Linked DNA regions of Homo sapiens: region 1 is linked to region 2. Evidence: chromatin contacts called from ENCODE Hi-C data. All regions are on one chromosome and are shown on one strand. The core of a region is the stretch at or near the end of the contact, and the rest is flanking DNA. Distances in the headings are between cores, read along the strand shown.

Evidence for each region. A loop is a pair of places that touch in the nucleus more often than their neighbours do. Pooled maps may share reads with other maps.
Region 1: a loop to region 2 is called in a map of naive thymus-derived CD4-positive, alpha-beta T cell, with 5 times the contacts of the local background. The contact joins the enhancer-like site here to the promoter of TRIM23 in region 2. A Hi-C loop is called at or near these places in 1 of 168 maps with a recorded cell type or tissue (naive thymus-derived CD4-positive, alpha-beta T cell), 1 of 37 single-sample maps with no recorded cell type and 7 of 50 pooled maps.

The regions. Positions count from the first base shown.
Region 1 is chr5:67,200,768-67,206,917 of GRCh38, forward strand. No RefSeq gene overlaps it. Among named protein-coding and RNA genes, the nearest start is that of CD180, 7.0 kb to the left of the region's middle. RefSeq lists an enhancer at 5,383-6,150. Within about 2 kb of position 2,249, at least 5 of the 41 ENCODE cell types and tissues checked have a DNase peak (open chromatin) inside an H3K27ac peak, as active enhancers do.
Region 2 is chr5:65,620,801-65,626,741 of GRCh38, forward strand. It overlaps TRIM23 (tripartite motif containing 23), which reads right to left and starts at 3,533. Exons shown (of 11, transcript NM_001656.4): 1 at 3,394-3,533. The coding sequence starts at 3,474. It overlaps TRAPPC13 (trafficking protein particle complex subunit 13), which reads left to right and starts at 4,227. Exons shown (of 13, transcript NM_024941.4): 1 at 4,227-4,306. The coding sequence starts at 4,261. It overlaps SHLD3 (shieldin complex subunit 3), which reads left to right and starts at 4,227. Exons shown (of 2, transcript NM_001365341.2): 1 at 4,227-4,306. RefSeq lists enhancers at 3,203-3,532, 3,663-3,742.

The DNA.
Region 1 (6,150 bases), core at 999-3,498, 1.6 Mb after region 2:
CGCCTGCCTCAGTCTCCCAAAATTATGGGATTACAGGTGTGAGCCACCATGCCCAGCCTGTTTATTTTTTAAATCAAATTATTATAACCCAAGGTTCAGAGCAATAAGGGCCCAAAGTCAAGCCCACCTCTCTCTGAGGGTTATTGTTGTGCTGCTTCATGAGTGCACCAGAACAAAGCTATCTGTTCCTCTACTCCTGCCTTCTTGTCATGCTGCTTTTGCTTCTGTCTTTGTGGTTGATGCTGCTTGTGAGGCTACCAGGCTAGACAGAGCAAGTGATGGTGATGCTCCTTTCACACCTTGAGAGGAGACAGGGCTTTCCTCATGTCTGGCTTGATTTTATAGGGGAAGAAAGACTTTTCCTCTACCCTCTTTGGTTCTCAGACTGGAGCCTGTGAATTGAACTGACAAAAGACAGATTAACAGGAGAAAAAGCACAATAATTTTATTTGATGTTAATATTTTTGTGTGGCACAAGGGCTTCCTAGAAAGACAGGAAGATCCCAAAGCGGCGGTTAGACCCAGAGGATTACATACCATTTTAACAAAGAGCAATCAACTGTGGAGATGTTACAAGACAAAGGAAAAAGGGATTTGAGCTAGGAGCAGTAAATTGTGGGAAAGTGACTGGGATATATATGGGGAAAATTAATGAAAGGTAAAGGTTAAGTAAGGTCTGTTTTGACTCCTTGTCTCCAGTGATAAGAATATTCTCTTATTCCAGGTACAGGAATGGCACCTTTCTCATGGGAAATTTATGTCCTGTTTTTAGGTAAAAATGGGGAGGGCAGGAAGCCTCTCCTACATCTGCAATTTCTCAGTTACTTTCAGGTCAGAATAATCAACACATCAAAGTGGTGAATTTTGGGGTGTTATGTTCTGGTCCCCTTCAATTTCAAGCTCAGCTGTGTACTTTTGAAGTTGGACAGGCTTGTGATGCTGACCCTCATCCAGAACTTGACTATTTCTCTGCACTGTTTTTTGTTGTTGTTGTTGTTGTTTTTTTTTTTTTTTTTGGAGACGGAATTTCGCTTTTGTTGCCAAGGCTGGAGTACAATGGCACAGTCTTCGCTCACTGCAACCTCTGCCGCCTGGGTTCAAGCAATTCTCATGCCTCAGCCTCCCAAGTAGCTGGGATTACAGGTGCCTGCCATCATACCCAACTAATTTTTTGTATTTTTAGTAGATACGGGGTTTCACCATGTTGGCCAGGCTGGTCTTGAACTCCTGACCTCAGGTGATCTGCCTGCCTCGCGCTCCCAAAGTGCTGGGTTTACAAGCGTGAGCCACCAGGCCTGGCCCTCTCTGCACTATTATTGGCACTGCTGCCAATGCCACCACCAACAGTGCAAGCACAGTACCTTCACATGACATAGAGAATTTTTTTGTGACAGAGGTGAGCTGTCTAAGTCCTTTCATGTGCCTCTGAGCCCAAATCTTCTGTGTTTCCATACTCAGGGGAAGGGGAGGTCTTTACCTGTCTTATCCAAGGACGTTTGCACTCCCTGTCCCAGGATTTACCTCTTCCCAAGATGAGTGATTTTGGAAATATCCATTCTCTGGGCCTTCATTATAGCAATTTGAAAACTATCTGGTGTTGGAACATTTCCCCAAATCTGGGTTTCACTATTTTTTGTGGTCATCTAGTTACATATATATAGTTCTGAAAATATGTGTAGCATGTTAGAATATTTGTCAAGCTTTAACTTTCAATTAACCATAACATCAGTGCCGTTCACTAACTTCTCTTTCATCTGATGCATTTTTTGAAGGCAGAAATGTTAAAGGCATCCTTAGGGTTTTTCTCTCAAACTGTAAATGAATGTAATATTAACAGGAACTGAGATACAGGGACTAGAATGAGTACAGGGCTGGGAATTGGGATTCTGAGATAAACTCTCAACTCTGAAATAAAATAGTTTCAATAGTGGTGCATTGAAATCAGAAATTTTAAGCTAAAAATAAGTTTTAAAATAATCTAATCCAGCCCTGTCATTTTTTCATTAAGAATGTAAGTGAACAACCTATGAGTTTAACAGTCCCAAAAGTGGAGATTACTTATATTATTATTCAATTTACTTATATTATTATTTACTTTTAGCCCTTCAGGAACATTTTGCACACCCTGTCTTATGTCAGGCTTTTTACTGTGAGCATTGTATTAGATTAAATTTCCGCAGCCCTTTATAGTGAGCGTGGGAGGAAAGGATTGCCCAAGCTAGCTAAGAGGTAGGCAACAACTTCCGTAAATGGCAATGTGGCATCCTTCCTTCATTCTAGTGAACCTCAGAAATGTCCCATCAGTATGACTGGGAGCATTTGTTACAGGCAGGATGGGGTAAGGGAACCTTTTGTTTGTTCCTCTGCTCGATGTGCAGCCCTGTCTTCCTCTTGTGAGCAGGATTAGCAGCAGACAAGAGTTCAACAGCCTTCATGGGTTTCCATCTTCAGACACAGATACCTATTTGATCTTGGACATATCATTAGACTCTAAGTGTTTCAACTTCTTCTACAAAAGAGAAATACTGTCTCCCCTGCTTACCTCTGAAGGGTGCTTGTGAAAGAAAGGACTATAGAGAATAACCCATAAAGGACTATAAAGAATTATTTTTATTTTATGTATTAAAAAAATTTTTTTTCTGGCTGGGCATAGTAGCTCACGCCTGTAATCTCAGCACTTTGGGAGGCTGAAACAGGCAGATTGCCTGAGTTCAGGAGTCCCAGACCAGCCTGGGCACCATGGCAAAACCCTGTCTCTACAAAAAATACAAAAATCAGCCAGGTGTGGAGGCACATGCCTGTGGTCCCAGCTAGTTGAGGGGCTGAAGCAAGAGGATTGCCTGAGCCCAGGAGGTCGAGGCTGCAGTGAGCTGAGATCGCACCATGGTACTACAGCCTGAGTGACAGAGTGAGCCCGTGTCTCTAAAAAAAAATAAATTACAAAAATAGTAATTAAAAAAATATTTTTATAGGCAGAGTTCTCACTGTGTTCCAGACTGGTCTTGAACTCCTGGCCTCAAGTGATCCTCCTGCCTCAGCCTCTTGAGTAGCTGGCATTACAGGCATAAGCCACCATGCTTGGCAAGAATTACGTGTTATTTCTAGCATAAAGCATGCGTGAATGACCAGGCTGATTTATTGTCCATATTCAGTTTGTGGTTTTAAGGAGCAGCTCCTCAGGAGGCAAAGTAAAAGGAAGAGCAAAAATAAAATATATGTAGGTAATACAGACTATATGCCAGGTACTCTTGTAAACACTTGATGTGCATTATTTATCACATATAATTTCAGAACTACTTGTTGATGTAGGTCCTTTTTTTTTTTTTTTTTTTTTTTTTTTTTGAGACGGAGTCTTGCTCTGTCGCCCAGGCTGGAGTGCAGTGACACGATCTTGGCTCACTGCTAGCTCCACCTCCCGGGTTCACATGAGGTAGGTGCTATTTTTATCCCAAATCTATAGATGAGTGCACAAAGGTTAGAGTGGTTCAGAAATACATGCAAGTTCACAGGTCAGAAAGTGGAAGTTCCAGGGCTCCTAACTCTCTCTGTCTGATCCCAGACTCACTCTTGCTTCTCAAGAAATCCCCTGGCTTGTAGTGGAAAGAATCCCAGAACCCCAGCCATATGGCAGGAAATGTGTTCAGCGCGGACTTCTCAGGCGCTCAGGTTTGCCTTCAGGCCCTCCCAGTTTGCAGTCCTCTCTGGGGATTCTTTCTGGCACTTATCTGACAACCACATTTCATAGGATGGAGAGGGTATTTGGAAGAGATGTCAGCCTTAGAAATTTAATCAGCTGGGCCAAAAGCAATCAAGATGCCATCTGGACAGGCTCTGACTTCCTGCCCAGAAGATAAAGACATCTGGACTTAGTAAATGCCAAGGACATGCTGACTTGGTCCCCAGGCCCATGGGCCACTCCTCACTTCATGCAGCTGTATTTTCTTAATTGCACAGAATCTATGGGCTCTGAGCTACTGCCGGGACCACTGAGTGCCTATTGCTGTTGACCACCAAAGTAAACACTGCAAGCTGTAGTGACTTTCCAGTGCTAAGGAGATGGAGTGACTGCAAAGGCCACAGTAAATAGGACTCTTTAATGACAGGGCAGGAGGAGGCTGCCCCAGGCCCAATTTATTGCTGATACAGAGTCTCTGAATTAGGGCACATGATGACCGCTGATCGTTAAGTAGGGCTGTGAGGAAATGTTTGTACATATGAAGAAGCTAATTAAGGTGGCTTGCCAGATATGCATACTCAATCTCTGCTTATTGAGGCTTCTTCCTCCTGTGAGGGAGGCTCTCCCCAATCACATAAGATCTCCAGCAGTCATCCTGCATGTGAGTGCCCTGGGTAGAATATGAAGGGGCTCGGGGACGAGCTTGGGAACTAGAAGTAAATGGTTAAGATTCGGCAGAGGGTTTTTATTGTGGCAATATCTGAACATTTGCACATATTTTCTAAACATCTTTCTAGAGATGACTTGAGTCTCACATACGTGTTTCTATTTTAAAGCAGAGTTTGGATCCTTCCAATAAGTGCCCAAAGCCACCAAATTTGGTATAGCTGGGACTAAAATGCTTTGCTTTTCCCCAATAACTTCCCCAGAGAAAAGTGCTACTTGCTCTAAGTAGACTCGTGAGATTTCCATTTTATAAATAACACTGATCAAAACTATTGTAAATAGTTCTCTTTCAGCTCCTGCATGGCTGGAACATATGTAAGATTTTTAGGTTTTTGAGATTTGCTAGTTTGGGGCAATTTACATTTGGGAGTTTTAATTTCAAAATAATAAAAAATACCGAGTGTTTCCCAAGTTTTCGATTCTAGCCTAAGATCTGGAAACAACTATAATTTCTGACTTAAGAACAAAACCAAACCAGCCCCAGTCGCAGAAATCTATCACTTTATTATGTGGAGATTGATGGGGAGTTGGTCAAAACCTTGCTCAATCCCTGTGACCTCCGTGCTCAGGAAAACACATCTTCATTATTTTTCTTTGATTTTTATAGGTTGCATTTGTTTCTTTGCCTGTCGTTCATTTCACTTCGATTGCATTTTCTTTCTGAAAGTCTTTTTCCTGTAAGGCCAGTTTGGTCAGCATTCAGTTCTTGCTTTAATTGGGCCTCTTTAAGCTTTCATCCCCTCAGATTTTTATATTCGTTTTTATTGTTGAACCTCACTTTAAGCTGTGGCTTTTCATTGTCATACCTTCCCATTTGTTCCTCATTCACCAGAACTTTGTTTCTGTGGGATCATCATCTTTCTTGGTCTGTGGAAGGCCCAGGTAGCACCCATTTGTTTTCTTCCCTCAGTGTCTCGTTGGGGCCCACTCATCTGAGTCCTTGGGGTTGCTCAGATGCCTGATCATCTCAGCAGCCAGCACCATCAAAGAGGAAACCTGCCTGAGATCCCGGCTCTGAGCTTCTTCCAGTTCAGGGTCTGGGACCTAGTGTCCAGCTGAGGCACCGTGGGATGTGTTTGTAGGAGGTAAGTCAGGGAGTGGTGGGCTCCAGCCCCCTGAGATGTGACATGCCCCACAGCCCTGACATTGGCCAATGTGGTAGGCAGTTCACCTCTGAGGTAGGGCAAATCTAGCTTTTTGACTTTTTCCCCAAATGAGATGCAAGATATGGAGCCTATGGAGAAGAAAATAAGAAGCTAAGAACTGGTGTGTCTTGGGTTTTCAACCAGAGAAAAAATCCAGTTTATATGGCAGAATAAGCATATACCATGATCAGACCAGCCATAAACAGACATCAAGGTAGCGAAAAAGTCCTTACAGAGAGATGCCATCAGCAATGGCCAAGTATGGTGATATTCTAACATTCTAGTTTCAAATTCTAGCATAGTTTTTCTCGTTGGAACATAACTACTGTAGTTCCTGTTGCAGTCTATAATTAATGAACAAACAAACAAAAAAAGAAGTAAAAAGAGGAAATTGTAAAATTTCTGTTCCCACCTTCTAAATATAGTTTAATTTGCTTTAAACAAATCTACCATAACACTTTTAATTTGTAGAACTGATAAACATTAATTTATCAAAGGACTCATATTATTTGTGACTGTGCTCACAGACTAGAGTTCCTTGTAGAATTTCTTTCAACTGTAACAAACGTGGTGCAAGTTTTTTGATGACTTGATTTTTAAAAA
Region 2 (5,941 bases), core at 2,283-4,782:
CACTGTGGCTCACACCTGTAATCACAGCACTTTGGGACACCAAGGCAAGAGGACTGCTTGAGGCCAGGAGTTCAAGACCAGCCTGGGCAACACAGCGAGACCCTGTCTCTACAAAAAAAAATCAAAAACTGAGGTGGGAGGATCATTTGAGCCCAGGAGGTCGAGGTTGCTATGAGCCATGATCGTGCCATTGCACTCCCACCTGGGTGACAGAGTGAGAACCTGCCTCAAAAAAAAAAAATTCAATTAAATATAGAAAAAATATTCATAGGCTGGGTGCGGTGGCTCACGCCTGTAATCTCAGCACTTTGGGAGGCCAAGGCGGGCAGATCACGAGGTCAGGAGATTGAGACCATCCTGGCTAACGTGGTGAAATCCCATCTCTACCAAAAATACAAAAAATTAGCCAGGCGCGGTGGCGGGCACCTGTAGTCCCAGCTACTCGGGAGGCTGAGGCAGGAGAATGGTATGAACCTAAGAGGCGGAGCTTGCAGTGAGCCAAGATTGTGCCACTGCCCTCCAGCCTGGGCGACAGAGTGAGGCTCTGTCTCAAAAATTCACAATAGAATTTGATATAAAATAAATGCAACATTTTATAAATGCTGTATTATGATACTCTAATAAAGTAAATTTATGACAATAAACTCCAAAGAACCATATTAAAATTGTTTAGTTCATTTCAATCCTGTATCTCTGATCCCATCACTATACAAAGATTTAAAAGAACTTCCTTATGCTGTTAATGTATTTTTCAAAAAGCACTAATAAAATTCCATTGATTAGCAAACCAAACACAGGTCCAAAAATAAAGTTACTAGACTATTTTGCATCAACTCGGTAAATAATACAGCAAGAAAATATTTCCTCAGTATCTATAAATAGGAATTGTGGTTAACAGCAAAAAACCCTAGATAGGAAAAAGCTCTTAATTTTACACTTCAAAAAATGCCAAAAAAGCTTCAAACTTATTACTTGTAAATCAAACTGTAATCAATCAGATATTTTATTTTATGTTGTTATTTATTATTATTATTATTTTTTTTTTGAGAAAGGGTCTCACTCTGTCAGCCAGGCTGGAGAGTAGTGGCCTGAGCATGGTTCACTGCAGCCTTGACCTCCCAAGCTCAGACAATCCTCCTGCCTCAGACTCCCAAGTAGCTGGTACCACAGGCATGTGCCACTACGCCTGGCTAATTTTTTTTTATTATTATTTGTAGAGATAGGATCTCACCATGTTGCCCAGGCTGGTCTCAAACTCTGGGGCTCAAGCAATCCTCCCACCTCAGCCTCCCAAAGTGCTGAGATTAAAGGTGTGAAACTTTCTGTGATACATTTTTAAATGTCAGTTATTTCACAATATCAGATTTTTTATCTTTTATTTTTCAGATGGAGTCTCACTCTGTCACCCAGGCTGGAATGCAGTGGCACAAACTCAGCTCACTGCAACCTCCGCCTCCTGGGTTCAAGTGATTCTCCTACCTCAGCCTCCTGAGTAACTGGGATTAACAGGCCCACACCACAATGCCTGGCTACGTTTTGTATTATTAGTAGAGACGGGGTTTCGCCATGTTGGCCAGGCTAGTCTCAAACTCCTGACCTCAAGTGATCCGCCCACTTTGGCCTCCCAAAGTGCTTCCCAGGCACTTTGTGCTTTACAGGCGTGTGCCACCGCGCCTAGCCACAATATCAGATTTTTATGTTACTGTTTTCTCTAATGATAAAAGCCATGTCATTATCAACTTGTTCACAAGCAAAAGGCCATTTTACACAGTATTAGCATTATATACTTCAACTTTTACCTTCCAATAAATACTTCTTGCTTTCATCTATAGAAATGACAGTGAGATTTTTTTAGTTTATGCTACTATACCTACTACAAATTATGGCATGAAGATTTTGTCAGAAAGGACTATTTCATTGCACAGTTCAGGAATATTTTACATGTTAAGATGAAAATGAACAAGGTGAGCCTCCAATGTATCAAATTCTGTGCTGTAAGAAACTGGAGTTACATCAGGCTTTGGTACACTTTTGAGACTGTAAGGCAAACAGGGTAACAAAAAAATAGATACTGCAATGATACCCATTCCAATTATGAAATAAAACTTAAACTTCAAGTTAATTCACAAACTGCTCTTCAAGTATTCTCTACTTAGCAAAAGCACAATTCAATAAATAAAATCTCAGTCACACAACATGCCTAATAATGAGGGCTCCTTTGCATATCAGATATGCCGTGTACCTGTAGAATAACTTCATTAGTACCTAAAGGTCATCTGAATCAACAACCACCAATATTCACTGATACTAAATTGTGGGAAGAAATGTCTCATTTGCTGTCATATAAAACCAACATTACCTGAATAATCATAGGTGTCTACTTTTCAAGATGTGAAAAAAACTTCATATATTACCTTGATCAGTAATTCATAACCCTGGTTGCACATTAAAATAACTTCTGGTAATTCCTAAAATATACTGATGTCAACCTCATCAGAACTGGAGGAGGAGTGCATCAGTAGTGTACTAAAACTCCTCAGTGATCCTAATATGTAGCCAGGAATGAGAATTATCAATCTCTTAGATTAGAGATGCTCCTGAAGGTTACTCTATAAACCAATGGGATCAGTTCTCCCCTCCATATCTTTCCGTGCACAACAGTGGAAGGGAAAAATGAGTGCCACATATTTCAAATGATTTTTTAGCAAATTGATTCTGGAGCATGTATACATGGTAGAATCTCAAACTTCAAGCATAAGAAAATTCATAAACTCTATCGTTAATGCCCAGCTATGACGATGCTGCAGACTTGTGCAAAGAGTTAATAGACTGTACTACTAACAGGGGAGGGGGCAGCTCACCCAATAACAGATGTCTGATTACAGACGCAGTACAAGAGCGAAAAGTACAGACTTTAAAGCCGGTCAACCCGGGGCTCTGCCACACACTGTTTACCTAAACCTGGGTTTCCTCCCTGTAAAATGGGAATTCACATCTACTTCATAAGTAGATATTAACGAGCTAAAACACCTAACTTAGTACGTAGTTACGATGATGATGACTCAATTTATAATACTAAGCTAATTAATGTCTGTTGAGTTTAACTAAAAGCAGAGGACCTGGAGAAAAGACCGGTCTAGGTCACTGCCACTGGCCCGCAAGCTCCTTTTCACAAATGTCCCGATGATGACATGTCATGAGCAGAAGACCAGGCAATTTCAGGCCATAGGAGAGAAAGGATGCAGAGGACAGGACGAGACTTGTAATGCCAAAAGGGGCCCAGAGGCCGCGCATCCCACCTATCGAAGCCTGGGCCGCGGCGATGCCGCCAGGTCTCCAGGATGAACCGAAGGGAGGCCGATGGTGGAGAATAGAGCACGCAAGGTCCCTCACCTTCACTACAGCTGTCCCCCGGCTGCCCTGCCGGCCACTGTCTACTCCCGCTCCGAGCTTGTTTACAACCAGGGTAGCCATCCTCGCAGGGGAAGCGCCACAGAAACAGCCTTCAGAGTCCTCAACTGAGAGGCGGGGTTGAGCCACCTACCCAGAGGCCTCTGCGCACGCCACCGGCGCACAGGCGCAGTAGGACACTGGGCGCCGCTTAGCCGACTCTTACTCCTCCTCCCCGCAATCGTCGGGTGGTTAGTTGCACAGCCTCGCGCATGGGCACTTTTGTTATTTTTCATTATGTAGTCTGCAGCTGCTGGAGGAAAGACAAGAAAAAAAAAGAAGGGACAAAACGATTAAAGTTTTGGGGTGAAAACTCCAGATCCTTTAATGATTTTTCCTCTCGAATCCAAACCAGCCAGGGCGTGAACTGAGGGCGGTGAGGGGGTACGGGCATCTCCCTGCATGCAACGCGGTTTTTGTATAAACTACAAATCCCAGCATGCCACTCTCTCTCTCTCTCTTTTTTTTTTTTTTTTTTTTTTTTAAAAAAAAAACTCCGGCAACGTTGGCCTTTGGGAGGCCGCGTATTGTTACCTAGGGGTGGTTTCTTTTCCTGCAGTCGCGATGTGTGATTGCAGATGGAAAACAAAGTATTTTATGCCTACGTTTCTAAGATAGAAGAAATGGACTTGTTGAAAAGAAGCCAGTTTGTAAAGGACACAGTAGGAGAATTTAAGGTACCACCACCAGAGAGAGGTTGAGAGTGCGTTTGACTTTTGGTTTTGCCAAACGCGAGGTTTTCCGTTTCCTTCCGGGGCAAGTTGAACCTGTCCAGCCCCCGTAGGCTGTGGGTCAAAAGTGCCGGTCAAAATGGAAGTGAATCCCCCTAAACAGGAGCACCTGCTGGCGCTAAAAGGTAAACTTTTGCGAACCTGATTCCCCCTTTTCTGTTTCCTTGCATTCCCTACTTATCGAAGCCTTTGCCATGTAGGCCTCATCCTTCTTAAACACTCAGTGCTCGCCCTCCTGCTCTGTCCTTTGCCGCCAAGCGGGAGGAAGCGATTTCTCCTGGATGCTTTTTAGGTTTATGGGCCCCTTTCTAGAACGAAATAGATACCTGGTAAATCGTTCTTTCTGATCTGTGCTGCTTCAGTCACGAGATTTTAGCCGCAGAAGCTGACGTCCCGCTCCTACCGTGGAGATCTCTGTGAATTACAGCGGGCATCCAAAGTGCTTTTTCCTTCTGTCTCTTGTTTCTTCCTGTGGCACTGACGAAGTTAATCAGGCTTCAGCTTCCCCTGTAAAATTAGTATTGCATGACAGTAGTGCAGAGAATTTAGCAATACATAGTAATACAACATATAACTTAGATTTATTCAAAACAAACTGCAGTTTACTTCAAATCACTGTGTATGTGGGAAATATGTCCGAGATCTAATGTCAACTCTCATTTTTTGTACACAGCCATTTTGAGTAAGTTTGGTGATTTAATTAGATCATTATTTAGGAAAAAACAGCAGCACTTTTTTTTTTAGGACAATTTTTTTAATGCCTATTTTCTGGAAACCTTTTATTTGAAATCTTTTCAGCTTTATTTTATTTGTTTTTTACTACAACAAATGCGCTTTTTGTTTCTTGGATGCCTTAATATATGGTTAACAATGACTTCTTGAATGAGCTGAGGAAATGCTCAATAAACATTCGGGTTCAATTGAATTGCGCTTACTTTACTTATGGCATCCATTTTGAGGAACGCCTTATCCTTCCCATTATGATGTAGTCATCAGACTTTCTAGAAGCTCATCAGTCTCATATAATGATGCCTGTGTTAGCGAGATTGTCTCTTACTGTGGAACTTTGTAATGTTTAGTGATACAGTGATGGGACCTGTAAGCTTAACCTGAGCAAATGATCTAGACTAAAATGGAGATTAAAATGGATTGTTACTCGTGGAGAAGAGGGAAAAGAAGAAAAGCAACTAATTGTCGTGTTCTTTATCTCACAATCTCACTTCAAGTATGTGGAGTAAATATTAATTCTCAGAGTTTAAGTAACTTTTCCAAGATCACATAGCTAGTGATTGAGGCAGTGTTTCAACGCAAGGCCTGCCTCTCTTTCCAAGAGTCCGTGTTGCCTCCTAAAGAATGAAGCAGCATTCTCAGAGATAATTCCTCTACCAGCTACTCCGATGGGAATTTGGAACAGTTCTATTAACTGCTACGTGTGATTTATACAAATTAGAAGCTATTAAAAACAGTTAAATTGCAGCCGCGCGTGGTGGCTCACCCCTGTAATCCCAGCAGTTTGGGAGGCCAAGGCGGGTGATCACAAGGTCAAGAGATCAAGACCATCCTGGCTAACATAGTGAAACCCCGTCTCTATAAAAATACAAAAAGTTAGCCAGGCGTGGTGGCGGGCGCCTGTAGTCCCAGTTACTCAGGAGGCTGAGGCAGGAGAATGGCGTGAACCCGGGAGGCGGAGCTTGCAGTGATCCGAGATCACGCCACTGCACGCCATCCTAGGCAACAGAGCGAGACTCCATCTCAAAAAA